Linked DNA regions of Mus musculus: regions 2 and 3 are each linked to region 1. Evidence: chromatin loops called from intact Hi-C (ENCODE). Cell type or tissue: heart. All regions are shown on one strand. Region 1 overlaps Gm36036 (a long non-coding RNA gene). Region 2 holds the start of Gm39902 (a long non-coding RNA gene). Region 3 holds the start of BB218582 (expressed sequence BB218582).

Region 1 (2,500 bases):
ATTAACTCCATGTTACTCGAAGCCATGGTGCTCTTGGGTTTTTGTCAAATAGTTTGTAAGTCTTGCTGATACCTGACTAAGGGTGCCAAGAAAGCTACAGGAGAGTTGGTATGTGTCTGAGAGTCTAGTTCATTTAGTGCCTTAAATTAAACTGTAGACTCAGCCCAGTCCCTACCACCTGGCCCTACTGAATCAACCCTGGGGGACCTGCTGAATTGGGATGTGCACTGACTTTCCTGTTTAGTAGACATAGATACTTTCAGATGACCCCAGTTTGGTTTGTTTGTTTGTTTGGTTGGTTGGTTTTTCATGGCTTTGTGGAAAATGATTGGAATCGTTCATGGAAAATGACCACCTCTCTATCTAATTGCAGATGTGACTAAAATATTCTCTTAGAGGAGAGAGAAAGAATGCTTGCTAACTAAGATTCCTAAATCAAATTGTTTTGCCACATTTATTTACAATTCTGTGACAGTTCTGGAAAGTGGGGGCATGCCCACCCCCACCCCCACAGCAGAGTATAACAAAACACTCAGGTTGGTTTTGTTGTTGTTGTTGTTGTTGTTTTGTTTTGTTTTTCGAGACAGGGTTTCTCTGTATAGCCCTGGCTGTCCTGGAACTCACTTTGTAGACCAGGCTGGCCTCGAACTCAGAAATCCGCCTGCCTCTGCCTCCCGAGTGCTGGGATTAAAGGCATGTGCCACCATGCCCGGCAACACTCAGGTTTATTATGCCCGCCACAGAAAACGGAGTCAGAGAAAAGCCAGTGCGAAGCATTCTGAGGTGGTTCCTCTCTCTCTGCTTCCGCAGGGCCTGATCTTTGCAGTGCGGCTCATGAGTGAGCCTCATTCTGTGGGTTCTCTGCTTACGGAGGAGGGTCCAACGACAGTGTGGGAAAGTCAGCCTTTACTACACATTGATGTGCATTTAATTTACCGAAGACTCAAAGGGGTTTGAAGGATATCTTTTTAAACTGTCATCTGCTTTGAATTCTCAAATCTTGGTTTTCTATTTACTTCAAGTCGTGATCACTTTAGAAAAAAACCAAGCTAAAACAGTTTCTCTTTCCAATGACACCCACTGTAACTCACAATTTTCTGATGTCCTTTTAACTCTCCCTTGGCATAATATTTAAAGATAATTACAAATTTCAGTCCCCTGCAAGCTGAACCTATGCCAGACAAATAATGTGCTTTTCAACAAAGCGATTCTACTGGCTAAGCTTTGTCACTTGGACCTTAAGTTACAAGGAAGGAGATGCCAGGATCAGTTGTTTTTTTCCCTGCGCACTCCATATAGCCCACTAGGTGGCGTCTCAGCACACAGAAAGCCAGATCTGTATGCTAGCGGTCAACCCACTACATGATTTTAAAAATGGGTTTTAAATTGCATTGAACTATATAGTTGTAATGGTGTTGAAACTCTCAGCATTTGTGAACTGGAAAATTTGCTGGTGAAGTGGCTGCATTGCTGTATTAGATAAGAGATGCGCTAATAGAATCCCGCTGCTCTTTCTGATAGAGTACGGTTCCTAAATTGTATCCCGAGATAGAAACACTGGTGTAGTGGCACCCCGTCAGGTAGATCCAGTTGCTGGTGTGGCTGATGAGAAGAAATAAACCACTAGAAAATGTGGCACAAAGGGCATCTAAAATCTTAACGGACACTGAGCGTCATTCCGGGCCAGATTCAGAAACACAAGGAGACCTTTGTCTTAGCCTGTTTTTGTGCTGCTAAAACAGAATATCACAGGCTGGGTAATTTATAATGATCAGAAATTTATTAGAATGGAGATTTATTGGCTCACAGGTTTGCAGGCAGGGAAGTCCAATAGAAAGGTGTCAGTATCTGGCAAGGGCCTTTAATCTGTGCCGTTACATAGAAGACGGTGGGTGGGAGGGAGGGAGAGGCAAGAAGCCGCAACTTGACTGCCTTTTGGAAAGTGTGGGAAGTGCTAGGGTCTGGTGCATCTTAGTCCAGAGCACTGTGACAGAATTGTACCGCCAAACTTAAAAAGTTATCCTTTCAGATGACAGTGTCAAGAGTCTCATCCTGGAGGGAGGAGGAGTCTCCCTTCCCAGTGTGCAATTTCAGAGTTTCCCCAGTTACAGACATCCAGACAACCCCCTGTACCACCCCCCCACCCCCCCACCCCCGTCCCGTCCCGTGTCCTCTTCCAGCTCCAGAGTTTCTGGTTTCAGGAAATGCAAATAGTCTGGGAGAAGAGGGAAGTGGTCCCAGAATAAAGCTGGCGCGGTGGGTACATATCTATTAAAGGAAACTGATACAAGCTCTCTTCTCCACCTTAGCTCCCTCTGGCTTTCCTGTGGTTTTAAAACTTGCCTTTTCCATTTGGATTTCTAGGCTCATCTCTGGCCTGTCTAATGCTAGCAAGAATTCTGCTAAGGCAGTTTAGATAGTGTCCATCTGATTACCTGCTGTTTCTGATGAGGAGATGTTGAGTTGGGTTAAGTTTCTTCCTCATCCCTCCTGTTTCCTC
Region 2 (2,500 bases), 520 kb after region 1:
CCAAAGTTACAACAGCACAGGGAGAGGTGAAGAACACCATAGCTGGCCCCTTTGGAAAGGGCTGCCTTCCCTTCCCGGCTCAGGCTCTTCTGCCTTCCAGGAAGCAGGCGGCATGACGAAGGAAAGCAAGCACTGTGTCCCACTTCCAAGGAACCTGTCTTGGCTGCACAAAGGCACCCACTTTCCCTTCTGCCCCAGCAGGGCCCAGGCTGCAGGGGACACTGCCCTCCCTAAGACTGCAGTGAGCTGCAGCGGGCAGACAGCCCATCCGCTAGAGAAAACAAAAGAGAGTAGCACCACTCTTCCTTTTATTTTCTTTGTTTCCCCAAACCACAGTCACTTCTGGTCAAACCCACTTTTCCTACTCAAAGGAAGGGGTCAACTTCTTTATCAGGGATGGAGGGCAGGGGTTGGGGGTTGGGGCAGAGAAAAGAGACTGGAGGTGTGTGTACCCACAGGATCCCACAGTCTGGTTCATCTCTGGATCTTTTTTTTTTCTCTCCTAAATCTGACTGAGTTTAACACCTTTTAAAGGTTTTCACTCAACAACATTATGTTTACTGTGGTGGGCAGTGAAGTGACCAAGACACACTTTAAAGGACAGTGCTATTTAACTTTGCTTAGGATGGCATCATATTCAAAACTTTAAAATATCACCTATATTAATTTCCTCAGATCATAGAAACACCAAATTCTTAAGTAATGGCATTCTAAAATGCTCGGAGTGAAGTCTCTAGGTTAAAAAAAAAAGTTATATGACTTTTGTGCATAAGTTCTCTGTATAAGGTTGTCAATTTAGGAAACTTGATAGCCAGGTAACTTGAATTTTAGATAAACATAACCTTTTCAGCTTTATCATTGTACGTGAATCTAAAAATTGCTTGACACAATTGAGAAAATTCTGTTAGTTAATGAAGTTCACATTTAACCGAGGGTTCTGTATTTGACCTGGAAATTCTATTTCTACTGAACAGGAGTTTCCAGTTTACTGAGTACCTGCTTTTGTTCCCTCTTGGGATCACATTTCTCCTCCACGCTGTCTCTGCAGTGAAGCTATTGCTAGTTACACTGTGCAAGCAAGACATTTGGGACCTCTGGAAACCAAGTAAGTTGTCTGAAGTCAAAGCCCAGAGTTATAGATGCAGTGTTCAAATTCAGGCTCATCCGATGCCATGCCGAGGTGCAGGCTCTGTCCTCTGGGACAGTAGCTGTCCGCCTCCCTAATGCTGAATGCTGCAACCTTTTAATACAGTTCCTCATGTTGTGGTGACCGCTACCGCCCCCCCCCCCCCCCGTCATAAAATTATTTTTGTTGCTACTTCAAAAATACCTGTAATTTTGCTACTGTTATAAATTGCAATGTAACTATTTTCTGGAGCTAGAGGTATACCCAAGGTCACGACCTACAGGTTGAGAAGAGCTGTTTTAGAGGATTCCTCCTTAAACAATGAATTGGTTCTGGCTTCAGTTGAATATTTGGCATTTCTAGTTGGAAGAGCAGCTCATGGAGAAATGATGTAGGCGAATAAAAGCACCCTTCTCCTTTTCCACATAACATCTAGAAGGAACACCGGTCCCTCTAAAACATTTAAAGGAAATGACATTCTGACTCTCCAAAAGAAATTACTTTTCTAAATCCATACTTTGCCAAAATGGTGTAGGTTTGTAACGAAACATCGCCCTCTACTGGAAAGGTTAGCACTCTGCAACCGTGATAGATTTAAAGCAGAACAAAAATTTAAAAAATGGTCAGTTCATGCTGAATAATGACTGTCGTGTATTCTTTGGCGTGAGTCCTCGGGGAAAGCAGAGAAACAGAACTTTCCACTTACTTATGTGGTGGTGGATAAATGACGAGAAGAGAAAGAAGCACAGGGCTGACCGGAAGCAATCCTACCTTGGGAATACTTAAGTCACCGGAATGAAATAGCTCCAACAAGTACAAAGAACTTCCACATATAGGGTGAGTGAAGAAAGAACACAGTCTGTGTTGTTGAACAGTGGTGCTGTGGAGCAAAACAAGCCGCGTTTGATTGCCTTCTTTTTAAATTGTAATCCAGATGGCCCTTGGCAAGTTCTCTCTGTCTCTGTCTCTCTGTCTCTCTGTCTCTCTCTGTGTCTCTGTCTCTGTCTCTGTCTCTGTCTCTCTCTCTCTCTCTCTCTCTCTCTCTCTCTGTCTTACTTGGCTTGCAACTCACCAAAACGGGCTGGCTGGCAGCACCCTCCATCTGTCTCCTCCTCGGCGCTGGGATTAGAAGTGGGCAGTACTACACTGGGCTTTATAGTTTACTTATTTAATGTGGGCCCTGGCTATCAAATTCAGGTCCTTGTGCTTACATGGACAGCACTTTTATTGATTCTTTGGTCTTCTCCAAAGTCCGTGGACCTTGGTTTCCCTGTCTGAAAAGCTGTTACTGTGAAAGTAGACACTGCGAGGGTGGGCGGGTGGGGATCCGCTGCTGTGCTGTAGGCTCACATCCTTTCCTCAGACTCACGTGGG
Region 3 (2,500 bases), 220 kb after region 1:
CTTCTCAGATGGAAACACCTTATCCCTTTTTTCTCTCCTGATAATCTAGACCTCCAGTTACAAATGGAGGCCCCTAAATATTTGAGAGGATGCACTTTCCTTACATTCTAAACTTCACTTTACCCTCCTCCTGTGGGGCTGTAGGGGACAACAGGGAGACACTATACTACCTTCTGATTTTTAAATAGTGCTGAGGCTGTGGGGTATCACACATTTCTGCTTTTGATATTAACCTGACAGTAGCTAGGAATTCATGATTATCTTAGTGTAAGAGAGAAACCTTCTCATAAATTTAAAAAGTAAAAGTAAATAAATTATCCCCACTCGATGCAGGCTAACACCAGTAGATTACCTTGAAGAAACTTCGAGATTGTCATAGGGCGGAATTCACACACACACACACACACACACACACACACACACACACACACACCCTTATTTTAAGCTAGGGTCTTAAGTCTGAGCCACCACCGCCTTGGAATGTGACAGTCTCTCCTCATGTGGTCTAAGCTACCGACTGCTGTTGCGTGGGATCTTTCCCTCTGCCTTGGTAAAGCCTGTTTGAACTAGCCTGTGTTTGGAGGCAGAAGTTCTTTGGTAAAACGTATCATTATTTACGTACAAGAAAGCGATACGTTGTCTCTTAAATTAATTAGAAAGTGGTCTGAAAAGGATTTTTTTTTAAATCAACAAAAACCAGAAATCTTCGGGTAAAGAGGGAAAGAAGGAAGAAAAGGTTCAAATACAAAGCTGATTGTTTGCAGAGAGCCTGCCGCTCCTTTTGTGCCTAACTGAACCACGCCAGGAGCCCTCTTGAATCTCTACAAGAATACAGTTTCAGATCATCTGCATTCAGGGCCAGAGTCATGGCCCTGGAACCGATAATTGCCTCTGACAGGATTTAATTACCTTCTCCAGGACCTTTTCTCTGTTTGATTGGAGACCACCCCCTGCCTCCGATCAAATCAGACAGTAATAACACGCTGAAGCGCAGCAGCCAATCACGAGTCAAGTCTGAACAGTGACCTTGCTGAGCCGAAGCTGATTGGTGGTGTCAGCCTTGTCAACGGTGTCAGTGAACCATCAGACAAGAGCGAGCGAGGGGGGAGCGCAGGAGAGCCTGGGAGATAAGAGGCCCGCATTAACGCTAATGGAGGCTGTCAGCATTCAAGGCTCCAGGCCTCCTTGCTGGCGGCCTTGCACAAAAAAAAAAAAAAAAAACAAAAACAAAAAACAAAAATATGGAAGAACTCACACAAGTCTAAAATACTCAGAAGAGGAACGAACGCGTTCGTTTCTCCAGTGTGGGGAAATCTATTCAAGGTATAATTCACATGCAATTCAGATAAAATGACAGATACAGGCACAGTGTGTGACAGAATAATTTTTTATGAAAAGAAAAAAGGTCCCACAGAACAACTAAATGTATTTGGGGCTGCTAGGGACTGAGGCGGGGCCGTGGGGCGGAGGGCGGGGGGTGGGACTATGGGACTTTTTCATTTTTAACTATAGGACTGAGAGACATGGGTGTGTAAGAGGCATTACAAAATTCTGCATTTAATACCAAGCTGACTTACTTGCTGTATTATTTATGACTGTTGTAGTGTGAGATATAAGCCTACGCATGATCTTAAGGAGGACGAATACATTCATTAAATGGCCAACTTTTATGTATCTATCATTTTAAGACTGTTTATAGTTATGCATAATTCTAATGACTTGTATATATGTATATATCCCCACGAAGACATAAAACTTGGCTCACCTCTGTTCCTTTTGTAAATCTGGTTATCCCCCCAAAACAACATCAGGACATCGTGAACTCAAATAGACAAAAAAATGTTTCCAAGCAGCTGAGCCTTGGAGGAAAACACTGTATCATTAGGTCTGTACTAATTTAGAATTTAATTTATTCATTACATTTTTCTATAAACTAAGTAATCTTCCTTGTTACATTTATTTTGTTTATGACTCATTTACCTCCTTCCAACTCCAGCAAGAACTATGAAAACAAATTTACAGGAGCTCGTTGGATATTTATTAAAGAGTCATCTTCAGCTACACTTAGTAGAAATGAAGGATTTACTACTTGTATGCAGCACACCTTTTAAATAAACCTTTTAAGAAAGTTTGGTCACATCCAATTCTCTCTCAAAAAAAAAAAAAAAAAAGAGTTTTTTATGACTCTGTACTGTAGCCAAATTCTCTGTTACTTTTAAAATAATGTCAACTCCCGCCAGTGTAAGGTCAGCTCCTCTGTCATCTACATTGAGAGATATCTTTGTACCATGTCCTGCATGGTGGTGGACTTCCATGGAAATAGCCCCTGCGGAAGATTAGTGGTTTGTTTTTTTATTCCTCTTTATTTTTTATCCACCTACTCACCAAGAAAGGCATATTTAAATAAAGGGTTTCCTTCAAATCTATGACTCTTCTCTGTGGTAGTCATGAATGTAAAAGACCATTTAATTAATGTATAAATAAATCATGTTTTTATATT

Evidence for each region. Peaks named below come from ENCODE experiments on the same cell type or tissue, not always from the same donor. Only the 100,000 strongest peaks of a DNase experiment are listed, where the experiment ranks them.
Region 2: a loop joins it to region 1, with 7 times the contacts of the local background. A loop is called at or near these places in 33 of 42 quality-filtered maps.
Region 3: it touches region 1 in a loop (2.2-fold over the local background); 2 of 42 quality-filtered maps call a loop at or near these places.

The regions. Positions count from the first base shown.
Region 1 is chr2:106,429,919-106,432,418 of GRCm38, forward strand. Gm36036 (a long non-coding RNA gene) reads left to right here. Exons shown (of 4, transcript XR_374852.4): 4 at 1-378. Among named protein-coding and RNA genes, the nearest start is that of Gm46755, 1.9 kb to the left of the region's middle. In heart, a CTCF peak has its summit at 1,301 (motif pointing right); no DNase peak of the experiment used is centred here; H3K4me3 peaks cover 1,049 bases; H3K27ac peaks cover 1,148 bases.
Region 2 is chr2:106,954,125-106,956,624 of GRCm38, forward strand. It overlaps Gm39902 (a long non-coding RNA gene), which reads left to right and starts at 1,657. Exons shown (of 2, transcript XR_866636.2): 1 at 1,657-1,963. In heart, no CTCF peak of the experiment used is centred here; no DNase peak of the experiment used is centred here; H3K27ac peaks cover 422 bases; H3K27me3 peaks cover 99 bases.
Region 3 is chr2:106,649,385-106,651,884 of GRCm38, forward strand. BB218582 (expressed sequence BB218582) reads right to left here and starts at 980. Exons shown (of 7, transcript NR_137201.1): 1 at 910-980. In heart, no CTCF peak of the experiment used is centred here; a DNase peak (open chromatin) is centred at 1,027; H3K4me3 peaks cover 1,658 bases; H3K27ac peaks cover 1,746 bases.